2 separate regions of the Homo sapiens genome follow, and region 1 is linked to region 2. Evidence: chromatin contacts called from ENCODE Hi-C data. All regions are on one chromosome and are shown on one strand. Each heading gives the region's core, a stretch centred on a gene start or an enhancer-like site at or near the end of the contact. The rest is flanking DNA. Distances are from core to core; before and after follow the strand shown.

Region 1 (6,653 bases), core at 1,232-3,731, 2.5 Mb after region 2:
AAGAGAGCAGCACTCGGAGAGGGTGTTTGCCAGTCTGAGTGTCCCGCGGTGCCCGCCAACCCGCTTCCTGACTGACCTGAGCAAGGTCTTACTAAGCAGTCCCATCTCTGTGGGAGGCATGCAACGCGTGCAGGGAGTTCAGGTGCCGGTCGGCGTAGCCAGGCCTGGAGGCCCCCCAGGCAGGAGGCCGCCCAAAGGCGGGGCCGGCGTCTCGCAGACTAGGGGCTGGGGGCGGCCACAGACGGCCTCGAAACCACAGCCCTTACCCCAATCCCACGAGCCCCGCCAACGAACCACAGGTGCTGGGCTTTAGAGAACATGGGAAGGCGGCCCCAGACCTGGCGGGAACGCCTTTCCCTCAGAGCCAGGCCCCGGCCCCGTCTGGGAAGCTCATCTTGCGAAGCTGAGGGAGCTCAGGGCAAAGGCCAGGCTAGCGCGGACCGGAAGGGGCCGAGGCTGCACGGGCCTCTGCCAGAACGCTCAGGACATCCCGGCCTGGGTTTACAACGCTGTTAGGAAAATTAACCAATGAATAAAGCAACGTTCAGTGCGCAGGGAGTGAAATTCAATGCCCACCGCTAGGCTCCTCGCTGCCTCTCACTCAAGAGGCCCAAACTCAGACGGCGTCAGGGACCCGGACCCAGCAGCCGTTTCACGCCAATAGATAGGGCGCATGCGCAGAAATCCTCCTCGGCTCTCTAGCGTGAGCTTTCCCAAGGGGCCACGCCCAGCTTGCCTTCTGATTGGTCCAGCTGGTGGGTTGTCTTCCGCCATCTTTGATCAGGGCACTAAGGATGCTCCCCACGGCCTTCACAGTGACGGCGGAGACCCTGCCCCGCCAGCTGCTCAGTACGTGCCGCGTAGCCCGTGCGAGCCAAGTGTGAGTCCGGGCGAGCGCCTGCGGAGCTAGCACTGGGCCCAGAATGAGAGGGAGGCGGAGGAGCAGCGATCACGTGGTTTTAGGGACTGTCTAATAATTCCACGCCAGCATTGCCGGTGTTTCAGGGGGTGGGAACCGCTGCGTTCCCCATCAACTTTTCTCCCACCCACCACCCTCCCCAACCTACAAGCCCAGCTCAGCTTGAGGTAACTGCTGACCGGACTGTCCTATACAGCCCTACAAGACAGAGGCGCCTAGGGCTGAAAGCGGGGGCCTCCGTAGGGAGCCAGCGGGGGCCTCAATAGTTACTCATTTTCTCTACCTTTGATGAAAATAAGAGCTAATTCTTAATAAGGCCTACCGGGTATCACGCAAAAACCCTGTGCTTACTATTACACTTTGGGTTGTTGCAAAGATTAAAGGAAATAAGCCGTGCAAAGCGCTTAAGAGCTTGGTATAAGTAAGTGCTCGTCAATGTTGGCTACTCTCATTTTTTTTGCAGACGTGGGAACTGGGGCTCAGGGAGGCTAACAGCCAGTAGGCGGCACAGCTAGGATTTGAACCCAGGATTGTCTCCAACGCCGCTCAATTATACCCGCCAAGGAGTCACAGAGACTTAGTGAAGTGCACACATTGCTCACCTGGGTGAACTGAGGTCCAGCGGGGGAAGGCTTCCTCCTGTTGTAATCACTAACCCCAACTCTGTCTCCCTTGCCCGATTCATTCATTCGTTAATTAATTCATCCAACATCCTGTCCCCAAGAAGCTCAGTCTGGGGACATACTGATCCAGTTAAATGCGAGTGCTTCCTAGTTATACATGGCGACTGCTGAGAAGGGACTCCAGAGTCCAGGCACCTACCTCCCAGGGGCTCACCGTTCACTCCTCTAGCCTCATTTAGAGCTCGCATTAAGAGCACGGGATCTGGATCCACACTGTTTGGATTCAAATCACAACTTCACCACTTAGCAGCTGTGTGTTCTGGGAAAATGACCCACCTTCTCTGTGCCTCCATTTTCTCACCTGTAAAACGGGCTCCCAGGCTGGTGGGAGGGTTTCAGGTGTAAGACATGGAGAGTCCTTTAGCGAACATGTAGACTGGCAATAAACTCAATAAATGGTGACTGTTATAATTAATCCTCGGAACCATCCTAGGGAGTGGACACTATTGTGTTCCCCATTTTATTTATTACATTAATTTTTTTTTTTTTTTTTTAGTAGAGACGAGGTCTCGCTATGTTGTCCAGGCTGTTCTCGAACCCTTGGGCTCAAGAGATCTTCCCGCCTCCGGCCTCCCAAAGTGCTGGGATCACAGGCGTGAGCCAACGGGCCCAGCCTGTGTCCCTCCCTCGTTTTTACAAATGAATAAAGAGATGCTGGATAAGCCCGAGGTCACAAGCTTTGCAGTGTAGCATCCCCCAACTTGATCCCCTGTCTCTTTGGCTCCAAAACCTACACTCAGTCCTGGGAGCGATTAGCGCCAACAGCTCAGAGAAAACGTGACGAAAACCAGTCTGTAAAACCCGAGCCTGGGAGAGGGGCTTCGGTGCGCGGGGGGAATTTGCAGACGCTCCCTGCTGGCGGAGATTTCCTGACCTGTCCTTCGGCGCGGGACTTTCGGCGGGTCCCGGCCGGGCAGACCCAAGTGCCGGCGGCGGAGACTGCAGTGGAGCCAGTACCGGCTGTAGTGGCCGGGGCCGTGGCGGGAGAGTCATGTCAGAGCCGCAGCCGCGGGGCGCAGAGCGCGATCTCTACCGGGACACGTGGGTGCGATACCTGGGTGAGCGCGGGGCGACGGGCGCGGCGACCCCACCACCACTGGGCTGGAGAAGCAGGGGTCGCCGGACGCCCGCCCGGGGCCTGGAGGAGGCGGGATGATCTTAGTTCTCATTCTGCTTTTGGGCCGGAGACTGGGCTCAGACAGGGCTAGGGACTTGCCCAAGGTCACACTACCCTGGTGGGTCGCCCAGGGCGGAAGCTCCCATGGGGTGAGCGGGCTGCCCGCTCTGGCATGCGCTCTGGCTGGCTGTGGAGTCGGGATCTCCACTCCCATTTCGGTCCTGACACGCACTGGCTCTGTCTGAACCTCAGTTTCCTCCTCGGCAAAAAAACAAAAACAAAACAAAAAACAAACGAGATACACACGAGGGCCTCTCTCATTGGGTGGTGGTTGCGAGGGTGGAATGGGATAAAGCGCAGAAAGCCCTGGCACTTGGCGAGCGTCTGGTCAGTGGCGCTGCCCTCGATCACTCTGCCCCTCTGGGTGCCTGTCACCTCATTAGTGCAGTTACTCCTGGGACCAAGACCAGGAAATCTAACCAATAAGCAATGGTAACAGTGACTCAGTGCTCAGTCCGCCCTCAGTGGCCCGAGTCCGAGGTGGGCATCATGGCACCAGTTTACATCTCGGAAAGGGAGGCTCAGAGAGGTCAAGTCACTTGCCTAAGGTCACCCAGGGACTGCTTAGCTGGCTAGGATGAGAACCAGCCTGCTCCAACGCCCCCTCGTGGAACAGTTGCGAGCCTAGGAATTAAATGTTCCCTCCCCCAGGCTATGCCAATGAGGTGGGCGAGGCTTTCCGCTCTCTTGTGCCAGCGGCGGTGGTGTGGCTGAGCTATGGCGTGGCCAGCTCCTACGTGCTGGCGGATGCCATTGACAAAGGCAAGAAGGCTGGAGAGGTGAGTGTTAGCCTATTTTCCAACCCCCAACCCTAGCTCTCTTCTTGTGTGGTTCAGTCCACAGCCTTGCATGTGATAAAGTCCCTGTGGGACACTCCAGTCCCTACAACCTTGCCTAGTGCAGTCCATAGACAGTCCTGTTTGTAGGACAGTGTACCCCTGCCCCCACACTCCCACTCCCCGAACTGGATGTGGCAGACTGTACCCCACTCCTGGGTGCGGACAAGTCCACTGGCCACTTGCCCCTCCCGGTCTAGCCTCGTGCCCCTTGTCGCAGGATTTTCTGCCTCTGCCCCAGCTGGATTAAGTGTCTCTGCGCCCACCAGGTGCCCAGCCCTGAAGCAGGCCGCAGCGCCAGGGTGACTGTGGCTGTGGTGGACACCTTTGTATGGCAGGCTCTAGCCTCTGTGGCCATTCCGGGCTTCACCATCAACCGCGTGTGTGCTGCCTCTCTCTATGTCCTGGGCACTGCCACCCGCTGGCCCCTGGCTGTCCGCAAGTGGACCACCACCGCGCTTGGGCTGTTGACCATCCCCATCATTATCCACCCCATTGACAGGTGGGTACCTTCTTGGCCTCAGGGATCATCCACTCTCCAGTGATGAGAGTGGATCATCCAGTCTCCAGGTAGAGCTAGACTCTGTGAAGTGTGGGGTATGCCCACTTTGCTGGAGCAATAGCAGGGACAAGGCTGGCACTTGGCTCCTGGGTTAGAAAGGACAGCCTGTACCCTTGTCATATGGTATGGCAGGCACTTTAGCAATAAAAGAAGAGGGGTGCGTTGAGGGTATGGGACACAGGACAAGTAAATTCCCAGAAAGAAAGTCTAGTGTTACAAAACAACCAGAGAGAAGCAGGAGCAGGTGCACCCTAGAGGGGATGCATTTTGGGAGGTATTGGTGACAGAAGCCTAACTCAAACTGAATATTTGAATAAAATGGAGTAAAAGTCCAGGGCTGTGTTGCATTCAGGCATGGCTAGATCTAGGTACCCAAATTATGTCATTAGGGGTCTGGGTCTCCCCATCCTGCTGCCTTTCTCCCCACCCCACCCTATTTCTTGCTGGCTTCACCTGCTTTCTCCTTGTGGGAGTAGAAATGGCCCTAGCAGCTCCCAAGTTCTATCCCACCAGCTTAGCCTCCCCCAGCAGAAGCTTTTAAACAGTAACAACAAAAATCCCAAGGAAGGGTGTCATTGGTCCATTCTGGACTGCATGCCCACCCTATGAGCCAGTTTCCCTTTGCTGATTGGCCAGGCTTGGGTCACGTGCTTGGTCTTAGAACTAGATATGGGCTCAACCCAACCAGACCAATGTAAGAGTGAGAGGAGCAGTCTTTCTCCAGGAGAAGATAGCTGACCCTGAGGCCCTGAGCAAGTCTTTTACCCAGTACCTCAGTTTCCTCCTGAATAAAGAAGAGGATGGCTTCTATTCTGGGAGTTTGATTCTAGCTTCCCCAGGTAGCCCAAGGTGGAAGGATCAGGATAAGGGTGGGTCTCTGGCTGGATGGCATTTGTATCCTGCATCTAAGCGCCCCTTTCCCTAACCCTGGCCTTCTGCCTTCTGTTCCCTCATGAACACCCTTGGTCACCTGCTCACCACCCTTCCACTCCCTACAGGTCGGTGGATTTCCTCCTGGACTCCAGCCTGCGCAAGCTCTACCCAACAGTGGGGAAGCCCAGCTCCTCCTGATCATACTCTGGTACCTGGCCTGTGCATCGGCCTCCTGCTTCATGTCAACCTCCTACTCCTGCCAGGGAATGTGGACACCTGGCTCCCTGGTGTCCAAAGACCCTGGCACCTGGGTGGGTTTGAGCTGGACAGAAGCTTAGAGACAAAGGCTTCAAGAAGCAGTGGCTGCAGGGAGTCACAGAAGGGCAGGACCTGAACGCTGTCTGCTTCCCTGGAATCCAAGATGCTGAGTGGAAGTGGACCCTGGGTGGGCCCGGCCCTGTCTTTTTCAGGAAAATTACATCCTCCCATGGAGGATGAGAGACTGAGGCTCAGGGAGGGCAAGGAATAGGCCCAAGATCACTTGGCAAGCTGGGCACCCAGGACCCCCAGGTGCTTGACAGAGTCACCCCATGGTGGTATGGCTGAACAAGGAGCGGCAGACAACTCAGGGAGAAACTCAGGAGTGCAGTACCAGGGACACCTCAGGACAGATTCTCTGGCCAGGCCCTTCCCTGACCCAATAAATCCTGAAGAGGTTGTTATGTCTTCATTTCTGTTTGGGAGGAGCAGGGATGTGGTGGTGGGGAGGAGGGATGGGTAGCAGTCTCCCCGCCCATTAGTGCTTCCCTGCAGGTGCCTGGCATCCCACGTTGGTGCTGCCAGCCTCCTTTGGGGTAGGCATTACCCTTTACTTACTTACTTTTAATAGAGATGGGGGTCTCCCTATGTTGCCCAGGCTGGCCTTGAATGCCTGGGCTCAAGCAATCCTCCCACCTCAGCATCCCAAACTGCTGGGATTATAGGAATGAGCCACTGCACTCAGCCTGGCATTGCCCTCTTTTTCTAGCCTCCTAAAGCACCAACCCCTCTGGGAGGGGAGCCTGTTGGGCAGATACCACCTGAGCCTGAAGGTGGCCAAGATGGTGGTGTCAGCCCCATATGAGGGTCACATGAGACCTCCTCATGAGGGGACTCGGCAGCCTGGAGAAGGAAGTGACCAGGGGGCTTCTTACACTCAGAATCAGGGAATGGCCTGTTTTCCTTGTGGCTTCCCCTGAGCTGCTGGGCTCGAGAGTGCTAGAGGGGGCCATTCCTCTGATCCTGGGCCATCCCCCTCAACAGCTCAGAGAGGTAGAGAGGTGGGAGCACAGGGCTGAAGCAGACCTGGGCCCCTCTCAGCCCTGCCCCAAGCACCAAATCAGCTCCCACCAAGACCCTGGCCCCATCCCTTGCAGCCCAGGTGCAGTCAGGTAGGCTGACCCTGTCCTGGTGGGACTCACCTGCACCTGGGCTGGGACTTAAAGGGGCTGCAGGGCTGGGTAGGGGTGCTGCCAGCAAGACAGGATGGGGGCTCCGGGGTGGTGGCCCCTGCTGCTCTGGGGGTATCCATGGCTACAGGATGAGTCTGATGTGGGCTGAGCCT
Region 2 (6,971 bases), core at 4,472-6,971:
CAGTTCAGATCAACAATTACAACACATATAGTAACAGGACCAGCTGGTAGCAAGTCCACATATCATGCTGTATTAAGCCAAGTGAATGTGCTGGGAATGTTTAACCTTGAGACTTTCTAAGATGAAATAAAAGTGCTTGTGGGGGATGGGGTTGGCTGGAGGGGAGAGCTGCCATCAGAAAACCTGAAGGATTAACCACTACAAGACAGAACAGGCTTATTTCCCATTGCTCAAATGGGATAAACTGTAAACAAGAGTCAAGCATTATAGGAAAAGCAGATTTTGGTTCAAACACAAATGTTTAAAATGTCCAACAGTAAAGTAGGCTGCTTCTCTAAGCAGCAAGCTACTTAACCTTAAAGTACTTAAGTTGAGGCTGGAGCCTCATTTCTCTGGGATGTTGGAGAAAGAATTCCTGCACTAGACAGGAGGTTAAACTACATTCTTTAGACTCTTCCAAAACAAGGCAGTGTAGCAAGAAATTCATTATCATTCATTTAATTCATTTTGCAATTCTTTGCAATTATCATTCATATAATTAATTTTGTCACATAAGGTGGAATGAAAAGGTAAATCAATACTACGAAAATGTGAGTTTAGAGTAACATATCAAAGTACAGTACATATACCAATAAAATGATGCAGAAGCAAGAAAAACTCACCTCCTGAACAGAACATGGCAAAACCACACGGCTAAAAAGACAAAAGAAAAAATATATATATTACATATGAAATAGCTTTAAACACAGATCTCTGAAGAGGTTTTACCTTAAATCCAATGATAACAGAGACAGGTCTCTTAAATCAAAAAAATACAAGGGTGTCATTTATGGAAGAGGGTCTTTGCAATGCCTACACCATAATTGGGGAACTAAAACTATCATTCCTGGGTCTCAATGATCATTTGCATTTAGTGTTCCCAGGACCCCAAACAGCAGCTGCAGAGATTCTTGTGAGTAAAGAAAAAAGAGAAAACTCAACATTGAAAATTGCAGGGTACAGAACGTATTATTTGCAGATTGTCTGGTCAGGTTGCCCTGACTAAATTTTTAGTATGGTTTCATTCTCCACCTATATACTGTGCATTTTGTTTTTATGATGCTTCTTACAGAATACGTGTCTTGAATCTCATTGAATAAACGCTTCCAGAAACTGTTCCCCCACTATTCAATTATTCCTCAAGTTTACTAAGAGAAAAATAAGGAGTCGTGTAGAATTAGTAAGAAAAATTTTACTATGGAAACTACTTGAACCTTATAATAATCCCTTCCAGCATATATACAATATAAGGTTGACATGTGTTTCATCCTGTCCAAGAGTTTCTTATTGTATATACCAAAAAGATGTCATTATAGCTCCATTGCAAGCAGTCTTAAAAGATAAAATCCAAAACAGTATCATGGTATATTGTTTTATCAAAATATTGCATCTTATCTCTAGATTTTATAAGGAGAGTCCTTAATTTATTTCCACCATAAATCCTGAAAACCAAGAACATCCCTGTATATCAATGGTCTCATAATTATAGTTGGTTCCAAGACAGCAACTTCCTTTTTTGTGGGATGGGGGTATACGATCCTTCTCATACTTTCCTAATCTTATCTGTCATTTTATGGAAAATTTTCAATAGTTTTCCTCATTCCAATTTCTTTTCAGCTTATAATTTCTTTTTCTTTTTTTCTTGCAGTAAGAGTCATTTAGCTTATTGTTTGTATTAGTGACAATCTTTTTGGCCTAGGCATTCTTTTTTAATAGTCTTTCTTATTCGTAAGTATGAAGAGAGTAATAAAACCCAGATTATATCTAGTTTGCATTCCAGCTACACTTTCCATCTACTCCTTTCTCCCTACTCTCCTCAAACATCTATGTCTGAATGTTCACATTACCTCAATCTCCAACATGCACAAGTCTGTTACTCCCTCCCCTTTGACTACTGAGTTACTCGCCACTCTTTGTCTTTCTGGTAACGGTGATTCAAAAACAATGAACACTCTCAAATCCACAATGGTCACTAATTTCTACTCTCCATCAAGAATAAACTTTTTGTAAGTCCTTCTATACCTAAAAATTCCGAATCATTTCTCTTCTCAGTATACACTAACTTGCTCACTGTCCCAGAGCATAAAATGAGGGAGAGGAAGACTAGAAAGCTATAGGTTGGGAGCAGATTATCAGGACCTGGAATACTATGGTAAGAAATCCATTAAATTCATCAGGCAATAAGGAATCCCAAAAGGTTGGTCCAAGAGGTAAGTGACAACTACTGCTGACCTGAAGAAGTCATCTGCAGGTGGTTGAAAACACTGACAAGCAGGAGAAGTGGGGAAAGCTATCTTTTGGGAGGCTAGGCAAGAACTGTCACAAAGGCCTGAACCAAGATGATGGACTGCAGAGGGAATGGAAGGAAGGGATAGAGAAAGAAGAGTTAGTCTTCCCTTAAGTTTCACAAAACCAAAGAATCACTGCTGAGTAATTTTACACTCACTAACAGGAAGATCCCTATTTTTATTTAAGAACACTTTCAAGGAAATTCTTTCAAAAAATTAAAGTGACTGATTAAGACATTCAGAACAATGAGTCAAGTAACTTCTTCAAGATTTGCTTAACAAGTAAAAGGGAAAAGGAACATACAGGCTTTGATTTTCTGTTGTTATTCTAAAAGCAGTATTCAACTTTCAGTGCCAGTTGAAAATGTTCAAATGTCTGAAAATCCTCATAAAAATAATTTCCAAATGGAATCAGTAACTAGTTCTTTAAAACCAGGACTTTACATTAATGGTAACTTCATCTACTGCTTAAATAATAACTTGAAGGGAAACAGCCCACCTCGAAAGTCATTTCTAACATTTTAATTCTTATAAAAAAATAAATAGAGGGCCAGGTGCGGTGACTCACACCTGTAATCCCAGCACTTAGTGGGCGGATCACCTGAGGTCATGAGTTCCAGACCAGCCTGGCCAGCAGGGTGAAACCCTGTCTCTACTAAAAATACAAAAAATTTAGCCGGTCATGGTGGCGTGCGCCTGTAGTCCCAGCTACTTGGGAGGCTGAGGCAGGAAAATCGCTTGAACCTGGGAGGCGGAGGTTGCAGTGAGCAGAGATCATGCCACTGCACTCCAGCCTGGGCAACAGAGACTCCGCCTCAAAAAAAAAACATAAAAATAAAAAAGAATTTTATAAGACAACAAACATTTGCCAAAGTATTTTAGTTACCAATATCTTCACATAGGAATAAGCTATTCATTGCTCCTAACCAACAAGAATTTTAGAAAGTTGACTTGAGAGTAAGAAGTATCAATTTTTCATTGAACAACACTGAATTCTTTAGAGCATGTTAGGCCTAGATGCTGTGCTAGATACCGACATTACTTAAGAAACAGCTTCTACCTTCAAAAAGTCTAGGAGGAAAAAAAATCTAGGGGAGATACACATGAAGAGTTAACATCAAGAAACTTAATTTATAACTCTTTGGGAAAAATAATTAGACTTTGGGCACGTGTCAACATTCATTATCTGGGTACATTTAAATCTTCATAATGAAAGCAAATGTTTGCAAAAAGCACAGTGCGCAAATTCCCAATAGGAACTGCTTTCCAAGAGTTAGCTTCATACTACTCACATACTGTCAAAGGGATCTACTGAATACTGTGTGTCTGTAACACTTTTGGAGGGAGGAAATACTCCAATGAAAGAAAAATGACTGGATCTATTTAAAATCAGTTCTGCAACTCACTTGCTGTGTAACTTGGTCCAAGTCAATTTCCTTCTTATTTTCTCCATTTGTTTTAGTGTCTGCCACCCATCTACCCACATCATCTAGAAGTCAGAGTAATGAACACTTGTTTGATACACTGTATAAACGACTTGGAAGAAAAGTTTTATATAAACCCAATATTCAGTACTATAAATAAGCTTTAATTGAGAATTTTCACTCTACCAAAAAAAGGCAAAATGTCTCTTCTCAAAATCCCTGTCACTGACCAAAGTTATCATTTTTCATCAATTCATTAACAAATATTTACTGAGCACCTATTACATGCGAGGGACTATTCTAAAAACTGGGGATATGAGAGTGAGCAAAACAAACTCATGGCCCTTACATGTAAAAAGAGAACACAACTAGTAGGAGAAAAATAATAATAATAAATTGTATTGGCATGTTGGATGGTGATAAGTACTATGGAGACCGATAAAGCAGGGAAGACAAATACCACCCCAAATAGTGGGAACTACAATTAGGTCTTCAGAAAGGGATTCCCTGAGAAGGTGACGTCTGAGCAAAGACCTGGAAGAAGGTGAGTTAGTGTGCCAAGGGAAGAACACTTCAAGCAAAGGGAACAAAAGCAGGTGGAAAGGTCTTGAACTGAACTTATTCTAGAGTAGCAGAGGAACAGCAAGGAAGCTTGCGAAGATGGAATGGGCAAGGAAAAGGTAGTAAATGAGATCAGGGCAGGAAAAAAAAGTGTAAAGCCTTGTAGCTGTTGCAGAGGCTTTGACTTTTATTCTGGGTGAGACAGGGAGTCTTTGGGAGGTATTAAGTCTCAGAGAAGTGCATCAGTGACTTTTTAAAGGAGGTTTAAGAACACTAAAAATAAGGTGTCTGAAAAAAGCTAAATTAAGCCAAAAATATTTCTAAGAATTTAAAATGAAGAATTTGAAAACCAACGAATGGGCCATACTCGACCTCCCTAGCTGCCCAAAGGATGCTGACGACACGAACCAGCTGTGACAGACGAACATTCAGAGGCAAGCAGATTTCCGTAATGTTTACAGTCCTTGCCAGTAGGAAAAGCCGTGACTTTTCAACAAAATCACTTGGCCAGTCGGATGCACCTCGAAATCCCTCCATTTGACAGAGCACGTGTTAACTTCTAAGAAAGTAGGTGGGGCCCGGGATGTCACCTCATCTTAAAACATGCGGAAACCAAAAAGAGAAAAGGCTCTCCCGTCAAGTCAGCGGAGCTGCCCAGGAGAGCGGAGGCTTTCCGGAATCCCGGCTCCACCACGAACTTCAAGGCGCCAGCGTCCCACCGCGAGTCCTGACACGAGGGCTGCCTTCAACCGGCAAGCCCATCTCCCGCTGGTTACCAGGGGACTCCACCCCGGACGACAAATCACAGTCAGAACCAACGTGTCTCTCCCACCCTCGGACTGCGGCTCCTTCCCACCGGCGGGCCTGGGGGTGGGCCCAGACCCAGCCTGGGGGTGGGGGGTTGGGGAGAAGGCGGGTCCCAGCGGAAACTCCCGGCCGCGCCTTCCCGAGCCATGCGCTCGGGCCGGGACCCAGCCGCCTTCGCCCCGGGGAAGGGAGAGGGCGTGTTACCACGGCAATGCCTGGAGGGCCGAGGGGCGCACTCGCTGAGGGGCTTCGAAGGGGCCGGGGGAGGGAGGGGGCGCCCGCAGGGAGGGGCTGACACAGGGCTGACTCCGATTTAGGAATATCCTACCACTTCTCCATCAACAAATCTCCCATCACTGCCGTCCCACGGCCTCGCTCGCGCCCACAGACCCACTCACAATTCCTTGATCAGCACCATCTTCCCGGAACCCCCTCACAGCTGCCGCCGATACCACCGCCGCCGCCGCCGCTACCGCCTCTCACAGCGCCTGCGCGGCCCCGCCTCCCTGCCCCCCCGAGCCACCATCGCGCCTGCGTGCTTACACCCTTCCGCCGCGACCAGTCGCGTCAGCGCGCGAGGGGGCCTAGCTCCGCCCAGTTTCGTGCCCCACCCCGGGCACACGAGGCCTCCACTGCGGTTGCGCAGCCTGCCGAAGAGCGTGCGGCTTCTACTGCGGCTGCGCAAGCTCGACGCGCGCACTCTTGTCTGCTTACGAGGGCTCCTCCCTTCAGCTTTGGTCCCTCGGGGCGTCTGGGCAGCCTACGCTTTCCGGTGAGTTTTCCAGTTGGTTCTTTGGAAGCCGTTTTGCGGTGACTGGTTTTCTGCTCTCTCTCACTGCTCCGAGTCAGGGCCCACCTCCTTGACCGACACCTCACCTCCATAGTCCACATAAAAGACTCCTGACAGGTTCTGGAGGCAGCCGACGCCAGCTTCTGTTCCCCTCCCCAGCCCTTGGCAGCTCAGGTTCCGCGGGAGGACGTTCACCTGCTTCGCGGTCTCGTGGAGGTCCACCGCGGCGGAGAATCCTAAACCTCACCTGTGACTCGGCAGGATGAGCGGCCAGCACTCCCGACGGAGGCCCTCTGGGAGAAAAGAGGCCCTTGGCCTCGAGACCCAGGAAAGCGGGCTGTTCAGGAGTTGGTTCGCGCAGTTACACCGAAAGCGCCGTGGGCCTCAAAGCCGCAGCCCGGAGGTCGCTGGCTTGCTCTGTGTCAGACACGGTTCTAGGCAGTGGGGATGCATCTAGAAGCAGACACAGTCCCTGTTCTCAAGAAGCTCACAGTCTAGAGGAGACAACTCACTTGGAAAGAAAGCAGGGAGAATTTGGGGTGGTGGGGAAGTGCTATGCTATGAATACAGTGGAGTACTGGGAGAAGCAGAGGACTCAAGACAAGGGCTGTCTTAGGAGGCGGTGTTTGAGCCTAGCCTGTTAGGATGTGAGAGGGGCATTCCAGTTGGAGGGAAATATGACCCGAGGATGGAGTAAGCCTAGGGTGTTCAAGGATCAGCTAGAGGGCAGATGTGGCCAGAACATCCTAAGTGAGGGTGGGAAATGAGCTGGGACCAACTGGATTACTAGGCCATAGTAAAGAATTTGTCTTCTAAGAACCATGAGAACCTGTTGAAAGGCTATTAAGACGATTAAAATATCACGAAAACATTTTTGTATAAACATCTGGTGTATCTGATAGTGGAATACATCTGTGGAGTTAGGGCTGCCTCCAAAAAAATAACGGAAATGGACTGACTCAGTGACTCCCAGGGACTGCCTTAGGAGAAAGTTTCTGGAATGTCAGAACTTCCAGAAACTTTCTCCTAAGGCAGTCCCTGGAGTCACCGAGTTTCTCTTAT

What was found. Hi-C counts contacts between places; a loop is a spot of excess contacts on that map. Pooled maps may share reads with other maps.
Region 1: a loop to region 2 is called in a map of CD8-positive, alpha-beta T cell, with 13 times the contacts of the local background. The contact joins the promoter of MTFP1 here to the promoter of TTC28-AS1 in region 2. A Hi-C loop is called at or near these places in 1 of 168 maps with a recorded cell type or tissue (CD8-positive, alpha-beta T cell), 1 of 37 single-sample maps with no recorded cell type and 5 of 50 pooled maps.

What each region holds. Positions count from the first base shown.
Region 1 is chr22:30,423,287-30,429,939 of GRCh38, forward strand. It overlaps MTFP1 (mitochondrial fission process 1), which reads left to right and starts at 2,482. Exons shown (of 4, transcript NM_016498.5): 1 at 2,482-2,660; 2 at 3,431-3,558; 3 at 3,885-4,117; 4 at 5,176-5,768. The coding sequence starts at 2,594. The coding sequence ends at 5,248. It overlaps SEC14L2 (SEC14 like lipid binding 2), which reads left to right. Exons shown (of 12, transcript NM_012429.5): 12 at 1-2,017. RefSeq lists a silencer at 1,015-1,124 and enhancers at 2,742-3,300, 3,301-3,861.
Region 2 is chr22:27,913,655-27,920,625 of GRCh38, forward strand. It overlaps TTC28-AS1 (TTC28 antisense RNA 1), which reads left to right and starts at 5,722. Exons shown (of 5, transcript NR_026963.1): 1 at 5,722-5,891. It overlaps PITPNB (phosphatidylinositol transfer protein beta), which reads right to left and starts at 5,602. Exons shown (of 12, transcript NM_012399.5): 1 at 5,518-5,602; 2 at 663-693. The coding sequence starts at 5,537. It overlaps MIR3199-1 (microRNA 3199-1), which reads right to left and starts at 6,958; the gene lies at 6,871-6,958. It overlaps MIR3199-2 (microRNA 3199-2), which reads left to right and starts at 6,872; the gene lies at 6,872-6,957. RefSeq lists enhancers at 4,802-5,787, 5,788-6,772, 5,943-6,122 and silencers at 5,053-5,372, 5,563-5,632.